2 separate regions of the Homo sapiens genome follow, and region 1 is linked to region 2. Evidence: read pairs that join two places in POLR2A ChIA-PET (ENCODE). Cell type or tissue: A673. All regions are shown on one strand. Each heading gives the region's core, and the rest is flanking DNA. Links, peaks and the distances in the headings are about the cores only.

What was found. ChIA-PET counts read pairs that join two places held together with the same protein. Peaks named below come from ENCODE experiments on the same cell type or tissue, not always from the same donor. Only the 100,000 strongest peaks of a DNase experiment are listed, where the experiment ranks them.
Region 1: POLR2A ChIA-PET joins it to region 2 with 7 read pairs; 2 of 35 experiments call an interaction of 5 or more read pairs at or near these places.

The regions. Positions count from the first base shown.
Region 1 is chr14:53,061,226-53,065,225 of GRCh38, forward strand. It overlaps DDHD1 (DDHD domain containing 1), which reads right to left. Exons shown (of 13, transcript NM_001160148.2): 7 at 1,718-1,980. Among named protein-coding and RNA genes, the nearest start is that of DDHD1, 90 kb to the right of the region's middle. In A673, for the core only: no CTCF peak of the experiment used is centred there; a DNase peak (open chromatin) is centred at 1,836.
Region 2 is chr14:53,220,139-53,228,663 of GRCh38, forward strand. All of the region lies in intron 5 of LOC105370502 (a long non-coding RNA gene), which reads left to right. Among named protein-coding and RNA genes, the nearest start is that of DDHD1-DT, 71 kb to the left of the region's middle. In A673, for the core only: no CTCF peak of the experiment used is centred there; no DNase peak of the experiment used is centred there.

The sequences.
Region 1 (4,000 bases), core at 1-4,000, 160 kb before region 2:
ACACACACGTATTTATAATTTCATAAATATTAGATGCTTGCTAGCTTACTAAAGTATAAAGACGCAGATGATGGCCCACTATCCCTCACATTAATCCTGGTTGACAGTATTTAATAAATGTCTCTGCCACAGTACAGAAAGTATATAAAAATTTATGAAATAATTAGTAAAGTACCGCTAGTTGTCATGATACCTGCTGTTAACAGCTTTTTTGTAGTAAAATGTGAGTCATATACAAGCACATATACATCTTTTAAAAAATTATACCAAATGGTTAATACCATATATACTGTTCTCTCTTTTCTATACTTAAGAGTTTAGAGATCTTTTCATTTCATTGCCTCCTGACCTACTTCAATTTTTTTTTTGTAACAACTATGACTGTCCAAAATACAGGTGAACCATATAGTCTAACCCTTCTGTTGATGAACATCATTTTCAATTACAATGTTTCATAGCTACTTACATTTAGTAAACTATGGAATTAAGTTATTATTATCATTATTATTTTTTAAAAGCTATAGTTGGCCAGGCGCAGTAGCTTATGTCTGGAATCCCAGCACTTTGGGAGGCTCAGGTGGGTGGATCACTTAAGGTCAGGAGTTCAAGACCAGCCTGGCCAACATGGTGAAATCTCATCTCTACTAAAAATACAAAAATGAGCCGGGCGTGGTAGCAGTTGCCTGTAATCCCAGCTACTGGGGAGACAGGGGCAGGAGAATCACTTGAACCTGGAAGACAAGAGGTTGTAGTGAGCTGAGACCGTGCCACTGCACTCCAGCCTGGGCAACAGAGCAAGACTCCGTCTCCAAAAAAAAAAAAAAAAAAAAAAATTTGTTATTTTCCATGCTTTTTTTTTCTTTTTTTAAAGTTTTACTGGATTTATACATCTAAAATGCTGCTCCGAGTATTGCCAAACATGACATTTTATTTCAAACCTGTCAATTATTTTGACACTATAATATTTGTGTGTCTAGCCTATGGTACTTAATAAGATTCTAAATGAAATCCTTAGTTAACATCTGTAAGACAAAAACAAAACTAGTAAAAATTTTAGTCAATTAGCACATTTGTTTTAATATGCTAGTAAATTATCAAAATGAGTGATTTTTCATTTTTATATTAGAATTAATCATATAAAGAGAACAAAGAAGATAAGGCATGTAACTAGAGATGAAGATAGGAATGCAGCAAAGAATTAAAAGATAGTATCAGGAGGGCCACAAATGATTAAATAATAAAATCTTATAATTATATAACACATATAATTATGTTTATACATATAACATGTAAAAAAATATATTTGCTTAAAAAAAGCACTTAAAAATTATTTTCAGAATAATAAGAAAGGTAGAAACCCACCTCAAAAGGTCAGTAAAACTACAAAGGATTATAAACTGGTAAACATTTTCAATAAGGATTCTATGCAGTGACTAAGCTTGGAATAAGTTTTAAATTTCACTCCTAACAAACTGTGAAGAAACGATGAAAGGAAAACAAGGAGAATAACAAAAGAATTTATTTTATGCTACAGGAAAATGCATGTAATTAGCATGAAAATCAACAGTCTCCAGCTTGATTAGGCATGCTATATAGTAATCTTTGTATCTTGAACAATGCATTATTTCTTTATCATGAAATTCTTAGTTTTCTCGTAAGAGGTCCAGTAATTCCATAAAGACATTTAAAAATTTTTCAAAAGATGAGGATATTTTACCGTCGTTTAGTTATATAGAGTTCATCAAGAAGATGTCGTTCTTCATAGCTCATCCATCGTTCATCAGGCAACTCTTCTTCCTTTTGCAGCAACTGTTCATACAGCCGAACTGGATTCCAGCCAGTCATTATGTCATAAGTAATTACACATCCCAAGGAATGTGATACTATTGAGACTTTACCCCCTTTTTCTTCAAAGTCTGGATTCCGAGAACAGAAAAGGGAATACAATCGATTCAGCTCTTGCTGAAGGCCTTTAACTAGCTGTTTGAAATAAGAAAACATTATCATATTAGACTTGTCACTGACTACTATACACTTATTCTAAACTCAAATACATTAAGGTAGAAAAACATACATTACCGATCAAATATACCTAGGTTATTAAAATTAACTTAGGTCTTTCAAAATCTTGCAGGAATGAAGTAAGGTATACATACTATTATAATCCATATCATCACTAAGAACATAGGCAGATACTACCTACATAGATCCTTCTGTAGTCCTTAAACCAACTGTATAAGCCAGCAGTTCCATAGATTAAAAAAAAAAAAAACCAAAGTTCTATGCAAATACCAATAAGATTTTCAAAGACCCCCGCAAATTTCTTTTTTGTTGTAACTTACCCACATGCAATTCTAAATTTTTGTACCTTGTAGTTTTTAGTCAGTAAGTTTTAGAAAATGAGTATCTGGGCTTATGATAATAGGTATACTAACATATTATAAATTATTGTGCATTTAGATAGAGTAATGTAATAAAAGGCCACTGAATGATTGAAGAAAAAACAAAAGTTGATCTACTGGGTATTTCAAAGTTCCCACTAAGTTGGCAATACAGATATAAAAGTAAAAAGTTGTTTTCTATGTCTGGAAAGCAGGGCTATTTTAAGTTTAGAGGTTAATAATGTGGGGAGTATTTTCGTAATTTTTCTTTGTAAAAGTGCTTTCTTTGAAATTAAGCTTTAACAAATATTACTGAAATATTCCATAAAGTCAGAAGAATAAGGTTCTTTTGTTACTCAAACCCATCCTGGGCCCTGATCTGAGTTTTAAGGCAGTCTTCTTTCTTCCTACACTTTACAAACTACTGATTTAATGGCAATGTACATAAACATCTTCTAAGACATGGGTTTTAAGTAAAACTCTAATTAACATAGTTTCAGGAATATGCAGTGTGAAATACTACATGGCTCTGTCTGAAAGGAGCTATAATATGCTTTGGATTTGGCTTTGATAAGAATATCAACCAATCCTTAAAATTTCATTATTTTCCTGATTTACAATCTACATGAGGTAGGTACAGAGAAGGCTAATGTTTAGATAAAATAATTTCCTTTAAAAGCAACAGTTCTTAATCGTTTTTATTTTTGAAGACCTTGATTTTAAGACTTGTACCATGTAAATCTCAAAGCACTAAAAGATATATACTTTAGTACTCTGACAAAACATACCTAATCTTTTTGTTTTTATAAAATACCAGCTTACTCCCATATTAAAGTTTGTTAAAAAAGGAAATCACACTACCAGTAATTAACCTATTTCATATTCAAAAATTTTAAAACATCTCTCACTACACCAAATACTTCATTAGTTTGGCAATCATATATGGGTAAAAAAACAAGATCAAATTATCTAAGGCAGAGAAAGTCTATTTGATACTAAAATATTTCACTATGGAATGAGGCATAGCATGGACAGTTTCTGAAGACCTTGATGATGTCATCTGTTTTAATAATTATACACTTGAAGAGAAATGGCCTTTGTATTTCCTTATTAGAGCATATCTGGATTTGACAGCATTTTCTTTTTCTATTGCTTATGCATATATATGAGACATCTATGGTCAGACATTATGATTTTGAAAGCCAACTTTTTAAACAGCTTTGTACTACCTCTAAATGCTTCTGTATCTCATCCGCTCATCAGTGAAAGGAGAAATTCATTTCTATGTTGTATCCAACGAGTTTACTCTAATTGGAATTTTTTTTCCTTTTCCTTCTCCTTTCTGATCCAATTATATTCTCCTAATTAGGATCCCTTTGTGACCAAGTGTATTCATTTGGGACATCTCAGCCAAGATTAACAATATATACTGTGATCTTAACTTTATTATCTATTAGGTCTACAATATGATCTAATCAACTCAACGAACCTCTTACACAGTAAGCACTGGATAGCTTTTCAAAAGTTTAAAACAATTTCTAATTTCCATAACCACTGCTCAAGAGTTAAAATTTACGAAGGAAATGAACGTAAGGAGGAAAAACCCGGCAGTTTCAAGA
Region 2 (8,525 bases), core at 2,639-6,638:
ACAGGCATTAGCCACTGTGCCCGGCCTATTTTTTAACATTATTGCATTCTTTACACATTTTTCAAATTGACAAGTAACAATCGTTAATATTCATGGGGTACACAGTGATGTTTTGATACATATAATGTACAGTGATCAGATCAAGGTAATTAGCATCCATCATCTCAAACATTTATCATATTTTTGTGTTGGAACATTTAACATCCTCCTTTTAGCTATTTGAAACTGTGATATATTATTGTTAACTTTAGTCATCCTGCAGTGATATAGAACAATAGAATTTATTCCTGCTATCTAGCTGCAATTTTGTATCCTTTAACAAGTCTCTCCCTCTCCATCTCTTCCTCCTACACTTCCCAGTCTCCAGTATCCTCTGTTCTACTTTTCACCTCTATGAGATCAACTTTTTTTAGCTTCCGCATATGAAAGTTAAACACCTTTCTGTTTCTGGCTTATTTCACTTAACATAATGTTTTCCAGTTCCATCCATGTTGCCATGAATGACAGGATTTCTTTATGTGGCTAACTAGTACTCCACTGTGTATATATATCACATTTTCTTTCTTTCTTCTTCTTTTTTTTTTTCTTGAGACAAGAGTCTCGCTCTGTCACCCAGGCTGGAGTGCAGTGGCTTGGTCTTGGCTCGCTGCAACCTCTGCCTCTGGGGTTCAAGCGATTCTCCTGCCTCAGCCTCCCGAGTAGCTGGGATTACAGGCACCTGCCATCACGCCTGATTAATTTTTGTATTTTTAGTAGAGACAGGGTTTTGCCATGTTGGCCAGGCTGGTCTTGAACTCCTGACCTCAAGTGATTCACCTGCCTCAGCCTCACAAAGTGCTGGGATTACAGGCGTGAGCCACTGGGCCCGGCCATATACCACATTTTCTTTATCAATTTCTCTGTCGTTAGACACCTAGGTCAATTCCTTATCTTGGCTATTATGAATAATGTTGTAATAAATATGGGGGTTCAGGTGTCTCTTTGATATAATGACTTCATTTTCTTTGGGTACATTCCCAGCAGTGGGATTGCTGGATCATATGTCAGTTACATTTGTAGTTTTTCTGAGGAAACTCTATACTGTTCTCCATAGCAGTTGTACTAGTTTATATTCCCACCAATAGTATATGAGTTCCCTTTTCTTTACATTCTTGCCAGTGTTTGTTATTTTTTAGTTCCCTGTATATTCTGAATATGAATTGTCTGATGAATGAATAGTTTGCAAATATTTTCTCCCATTCTGGGGGTTGTCTTTTCATTCTGCTGATTGTTTCCTTTGCTGTGCAGAAGCTATTTAGTTTGATATAATCTCATTTGTTTATTTTTGCTTTTGTCGTCTGTGCTTTGAGGTCTTATTTATAAAATATTTTATCAGACTAATGTCCTAAAGTGTTTCCCCTATATTTTCTTCTAGTTGTTTTATTGTCCTGGGTCTTACATTTAGGTCTTTGATCCATTTTCAGTTGATTTTTGTACAGGATAAGAGGTGGAGGTCTAGTTTTATGCTTCTTCATACAGATATACAGTTTTTCTGGGATCATTTATTGAAGAGACTGTGCTTTCCCCAATGAGTGTTATTGGCACCTTTGTCAAAAATCAGTTGACTGTAGATACGTGGATCAATTTCTGGGGTCTTAATTTTATTCAATTGGTCTATGTATTTGTTTTTATATCATGTTGTTTTGATTATTTTGAGATCTGGTACTGTGATACTTTCAGCTTTGCTCTTTTTTTGTGCAGGATTATTTTAGAAACTTGGGCTCTTTTTTGGTCCCATACAAATTTTAGATTTTTTTTTTTTTCTGTAAAGAATGTCATTGGTATTTTCATAGGAATTGTGTTAAATTTGTAGATCTTTTTGGGGTAAGTATTGTCATTTTAACAATACTAATTTTTCTGGTCCATGAGCATGGCTTGTCTTTTTCATTTGTTTATGTCTTCTTCAGTTTCTTTCATCAGTGTTTTGTGGTTTTCCTTGTAGAGATCTTTCACCTCCTTGGTTAGATTTATTCCTAGGTATTTTATTTTATTTTATTTTTGGTAGCTATTGTAAATGAGATTGCCCTCCTGTTTTTTTTTTTTTCCAGATAGTTTGTTGTTTCTGAAAATAAATGATTTTTGTTTATTCTGTATCCCACAACTTTACTGAATTTGTTTACTGGTTCTAAGAGTTTTTTTGTAGAATCAATCTTTTGGTTTTTCTATATATAAGGTCTTATCATATATAAACAGGGACAATTTGACTTCTTTCTTTTCAATTTGGTTGCCCTATGTTTCTTTCTATTGCCTAATTGCTCTGGCTAAGACTTCCAGTACTATGTTGAATAAGAGTAGTGTGCATGGACAACCTTTTTTTGTTCCAGTTCTCAGAGGAAAAGTTTTCAACTTTTTTCCACTCTGTAAGGTGTTAGCTGTGGGTTTGTCATATACAACCTTTATTATGTTGAGATGCTTTTCTTCTATACTTAATTTATTAAGCAGTTTTATCATGAAGGGATATTGAATTTTTTTCAATTTTTTTCAGCATCTATTGAGATGATATGTTTTTTCTTCTTCATTCTATAGATATGATGTATAATATTTATTGATTTATATATATTAAACCATCCTTGTATTCTTATGATAAATCTCACTTGCTCATAATGTATTTATCTTTTTGATATGTTGTTGGATTCAGTTTGCTAGTATTTTGTTGAGGATTTTTATGTTTATATTCATCAGGGATATTGGCTTACAGGGAGTTGGCTTATATTTTTGTTGTGTCCTTGTCTGGTTTTGGTACCAAGGTTATGCTGGCTTTGTAGAATGAGTTAGAAAGAATTCCCTCTGCTTCAATTTTTGGAAATGCTTTGAGAATAACTGCTATTATTCTTTAAAGGTTTGGCAGAATACAGTGGTGAGGGCACCTGGTCCCGAATTTTTTTTTTTTTTTTTTTTTGAGACACAGCCTCCCTCTGTCACCCGGGAAGTGGTATGATCTCGGCTCACTGTAACCTCCACCTCCTAGGTTCAAGTGATTCTTCTGCCTCAGCCTCCTGAGTAGCTGGGATTACAGGCGTGTGCCACCACACCCCCCTAATTTCTGTTTTTTTAGTAGAGACAGGGTTTCACCATGTTGGTCAGGCTGGTCTCGATCTCCTGACCTTGTGATCCGCCTGCCTCAGCCTCCCAAAGTGCTGGGATTACAGGTATGAGCCACCGTGCCCGGCCTGAACTTTTTTTTTTTGGAAGATTTTTATTACTGATTCATTCTTGTTACTTGTTATTGGTCTTCTGTTCAGGTTTTCTATTTCTTCTTGGTTCAATCTTGGTAGATTGTATGTATCCAGTAATTTATCCATTTTTCTCTAGGTTTTCAAATTTATCTATTAGTGTGTAGTTGTTCATTGTAGTCTCTGATGATCTTTTTTTTTTCTTTCTTTCTTTTTTTTTTGAGACAGAGTCTCGCACTGTTGCCTGGGCTGGAGTGCAATGGCAAGATCTCAGCTCACTGCGACCTCCGCCTCCTGGGTTCAAGTGATTCTCCTGCCTCAGCCTCCTGAGTAGCTGGGATTACAGGCATCTGGCACCATGCCCGACTAATTTTCTGTATTTTTAGTAGAGATGGGGCTTCACTATGTTGGCCAGGCTGGTCTTGAACTCCTGACCTTGTGATCCACCCACCTCAGCCTCCCAAAGTACTGGGATTGCAGGCGTGAGCCACCATGCCCAGCCTCTGCCGATCTTTTCTTTTTCTGTAATATCCATTGTCATGTCTCCTTCTTCATTTCTAATTTTATTTATTTGAGTCTTCTCTCTTTTTTTCTTAGTCTAGCTAATGGTTTGTAAATTTTGTTTATCTTTCCCAAAAGCCAACTTTTTGTTTCATTAAACTTTTTAATTTTTTTATTTTTGTTATTCTCAATTTTGTTTATTTCTGCTTTGATCCTTATTCTTTCTATTAATTTTGGATTTGGTTTGTCCTTGCTTTTCTAGTTCCTTGAGGTGTATTGTTATGCTATTTATTTGAAATCTTTCTAGTTTTTTGATGTAGGCCTTTATTACTATAAACTTCCCCCTTAATACTGCTTTTGCTGTGAGCCCCATAGCTTTTGGTATGTTGTGTTTCTATTTTCATTTGTTTCAAGAAATTTTAAATTTTTATTCTTAATTTCTTACTTCACTCATTGGTTGTTCAGGAGCATGTTGTTTAGTTTCCATGTATTTGTATAGTTTCAAATGTTCCTCTTGTTATTGATGTCTAGTTTTATTTCATTGTAGCCAGATAAGATACTTGATATGATTTGGATTTTTAAAAATTTTCTGAGACTTGTCTCAGAATGTGTCTGCCTGTCCTAATACATGATCAATCCTGAAGAACGTTCCATGTTCTAATGAAAGAAAAAAGTGTATTATTCAGCTGTTGGGTGAAATGTTCTGTAAACGTTTGTTAGGTCCATTTGGTCAATGTTACAGTTTAAATTTTATGTTTCTTTGTTGATTTTCTGAGAGAAAATTAGAGTGTTGACATCCTCAACTATTATTGAATTGGGGTCTATCTTTCCCTTTAGATCTAATGATATTTGCCTTATAAATCTAAGTGTTCTGGTGTTGAGTGCGTATGTATCTACAGTTATTATATTTTCTTCCTGAAGTGATCCTTTAGTTATTATATAATATCCTTCTTTGTCTCTTTTTACAGCTTTTAATTTGAAGTCTGTTTTGTTTGATATAAGTATAGCTACTCCTGCTTGCTTTTGGTTTCCATTTGCATGAAATATCTTTTTCCATCTCTTCACTTTCAGACTATGTGTGTCTTTATAGGTGAGGTGAATTTCTTGTAGGCAGCATATATTTGGGTCTGTTTTTTTTTTAATCTATTCAGCCAGTCTATAGCTTTTAAGTGGGAAATTTAATCCACTTACCTTCAAGATTATTGTTGATAGGACTTATTTCTGTCATTTTATTGGTTGTTTTCTGTTTGTTTTGTATATCTTTTGTTCCCTACTTCCTCTCTGATCATTTATTTTTTTTGGTTGGGTGGTTTTCTGTAACAATAAGGTTTGATTCCTTTCTCCTTCTCCTTTGTTTATCGCTCTACAAGTGAGTTTTATAGTTTCACAGGTTTTCATTATGGTGGTTGTCATCTTTTCACTTTCAGATGTAAGGCTCTCTTGAGCATTTATTGCAAGGCCAATCTAGTGATGGTGAATTCCCTTAGTTATGCCTTGTTTGTGAAAAGTTTTATTTTTCCGTCATTTCTGAAGCATACCTTTGCTGGGTAAAATATTCTTGACTGGCAGCTTTTTTTTTTCTTTCAGTATTTTGAATATAGTAATATCATCTCATTCTCTCCTGGCCTGTAAGTTTTTTGCTGAGAAATCCACTGTTAGTCTAATGGGAATTTTTTAGTATGTGACTTGACATTTTTTTCTTGGTGCTTTTAAAATTATTTCTTTGTCTTTGACTTTCTAAAATTTGACTCAAATTTGGCTCAGATAGGAACTGTTTATGTTGAATCTATTTGGGTTTCTTTGGGCTTCCTGGAACTGGATATCCATCTCTTTCCCAAGTCTTGCAAAGGTTTTTGTTATCATTTCATTAAATATGTTGTTCTTCTGTTTTTCCTTCTCTTCTCCTTCTGGAATGCCAAATATTTGTTTGCTTAATGGTGTTCCATAAATCTTATAGGTTTTCTTCATTCTTTTTTTATTCTGTATGCCTGTGTTATTTCAAAAGACCTGCCTTCAAGTTCTGAAATTCTTTCTTCTGCTTGGTCTGGTTTGTTGTTGAAGCTCTCAATTGGTTTTTTAAATTTCATTCATTGAATTATTTGGCTCTAGAATTTCTTTTTTGTTCTTTTTTATGATATTTATTTCTTTGTTGAATTTCTCATTCAAATCATTTTTCTGATTTCATTGTTTTGTCTATTTGTATTGTCTTTTATCTCACTGAGCTTCCTTAAGATTATTAGGGCTTGAATTCTTTTTCTGGAATTTCTTATATTTCCTTATGATTGGAGTCTGTTACTGGAGAATTACTGCTTTCCCTTAGAGGTCACATTTCTTTACTTTTTCATGGTTGATATGTCCCTATGTTGATTTTCTATGCATCTGGCAGAAAAGTCACGTCTTCCAATTTTATGGAAGGTTTCATAGGGAAAGACTTAGTTGTATGAATGGGTCTTGGTGTATCAGTTCAATGGGGTGTGTTGGCCTTGGTTCTGGAGGGACATAGTGGTGTAGTCTCCATGTAGTTTCTTCAGCTATAATCTACACTAATGACACTTGTGAGTTTCTCCGTGGCCTGGACTGAGAGAATTTGTGGTGATGGTGGTGTAACTTTGCTGGCGTGGCTTGCCAGGGTGTTTCTCAGGTTAGGGGCGCATGTATGCACACAATGGATCAGCCAGATTGGGATTTTGCTTGGTGGTGTTGGGGCCACAGGGCTGTTACTCTAGCCAGGAACATGAGCATACAATTGCTTGGCTGGCCTGAGGATGTTCTTGCTAAGAGCAGCTCACACGACTGTTTCTCGGGCCTGGGATGTGGTCACACAGCTGCTTGGCAGGTCTGGTGATATGTCTGCTGGGGGCAACTCACGGGGCTGTTTCTCAGCGCTAGGAACAGCTGCACAGCTGCTTGGCTGGTCTGGGGCCACTTCTGTGGGAGGTAGCCCGGAAGCCTGTTTCATAGGCATGAGACATGGGCCTATGAAACACAGCAGTGCTCAATTGGCTGGGGGGGAGGGCATCCTACCAAGGTGGCCCATGGGGCTGTTTCTCTGTCTAGGGACATGGGTTCACAGCTGCTCAGTTGTCCTGGGGGCATATCTTCTGGGGATGGGCCATGGAGTCATTCCTCAGTCCTGGGAAGTGAATACACACCTGCTCAGCTGACCTGGGGGCATGTGTGCTGGAGAAGCCCATGGGGTAGTTTCTCAGGTCTGGGATGCTAGTGCAAGGCTGCTCAGCCAGCTGAGGGGTTGTGCCTACCAGGGGCAGCTTACAGGGCTGTTTGTCAGACTCTTATTGGGGGCACAGGCCATTGGGTAAGCCAAGAACATGTCTGTGGGAGGTGGGGGCACTGTGGGGCTGTTTCTCAGGTCCTGGCATGGGCACATAGTCACTCCACTGGCCTGGGGGCATATCGGCTGCTCAGAGACTTGGTAATCTTTTCCTCTTGGGGGAGGGTGCACAGTGGTTTGGCTGGCTGAGGGTGGGTTTGCCCCAGGGAGGACTGGCAAACTGTTACTCTGGCTAGAAGTGCAGTGATGGTGGTTGGTTTCCCTGCAGCTGGGGTTGTGGTATTCAGCCACCTGTGTGGACTCGGAATGATGAAGATGGAGCCCCACTGCTGGAGAGGTGCAGTGGCTCCTGACCCCCAGGGCAAGACACTCTTCAGAGGTGTCTCTGGCCTCAAGATGGTGCTCTGCTGCAGCAGATTGGCTCAAAGCGGGTAGACAGGGGTGGGAGTGCACACCTTGTGGTCCTTATTCAGGGCAGTGTGGCTGTATGAATTCCTGGTAGCTCTCCAAACTGGGCTCAGGGCTTGTGAGGACTGTGGGATTCTCGTGTTATATAAGGACTGTTTGTATTTGTAGTGGCAGTGGGGGCTGGTGGGAATCTTCTGCTTACCTTTTCCCTACAACAGGAATTCCCTCCTGACTCTAGGCCAATCCAATCAGGGAGGGAGCATGGTGGGAGGGGAGGCTGCAGAGACCAGTTGCATCTTGCTGTCCTCCTGAACTTCCAATGACCACAGGTGCATCTCCAGTTCCCTGCTACACTCTGGTGCTCTCCCTTCAACACTCCAGTCAAATCTTAGCTGTTCATTCATTGCCTTTGTTCTTTTCTTGTAGTGGGGGAAAATGTCAGGCATCTCTAGTCAGCCATCTTGCTGACATCTGTCATCTTTTTATTTTAATAACTTCATTACCTTGGGTCTTTCTTAATGGCTTTTCCATTTTGATAGAGCCTTTTTAAGATGGTAATATATGAAAGAAGATGAGTTAATACTTGAATTACAACCAATAAAAGACTACACTGAAGTTTTGATTTTTGTTCTAAGGCATGAAAATTGGTGATGAGTGGGTCTAGAAACAGGATAGGAACAGTTTATCATATGGGAAAGGTGCCACAGTCAAGGTAATAAGTAGTTGCTGACATAGGAACTTCTTTGAAGTCACACAGTAGACTTTTTATCAAGGCTTCCAGTTTAGGTACACCATGACCATCTATCTTCCTCCATTCCCGCTTTCCTCTCTTCTTTTACTTCTTCCCTTTATCCCATCCCCATCTGAGTTCACAACTATGGTCTTGGAATCTAGAATGTTGCCTGGGATAATCTAAGTGTTCAATAAATTTTTATTGAGTAATGTAGGCTATTTTTCTAGGGCCTTTCAACCTTCTAATAAAATAATTATTAATTTAGGGTCAGTTAATGAGCTAATGGTGATCTTCCCTACTGTAGAAACATTTGCATATAGGGTTAAAAAAAAAAGGCAATGGAGTAAGCCATATCTTTGTCCGAATCCTGGTTCTAAGT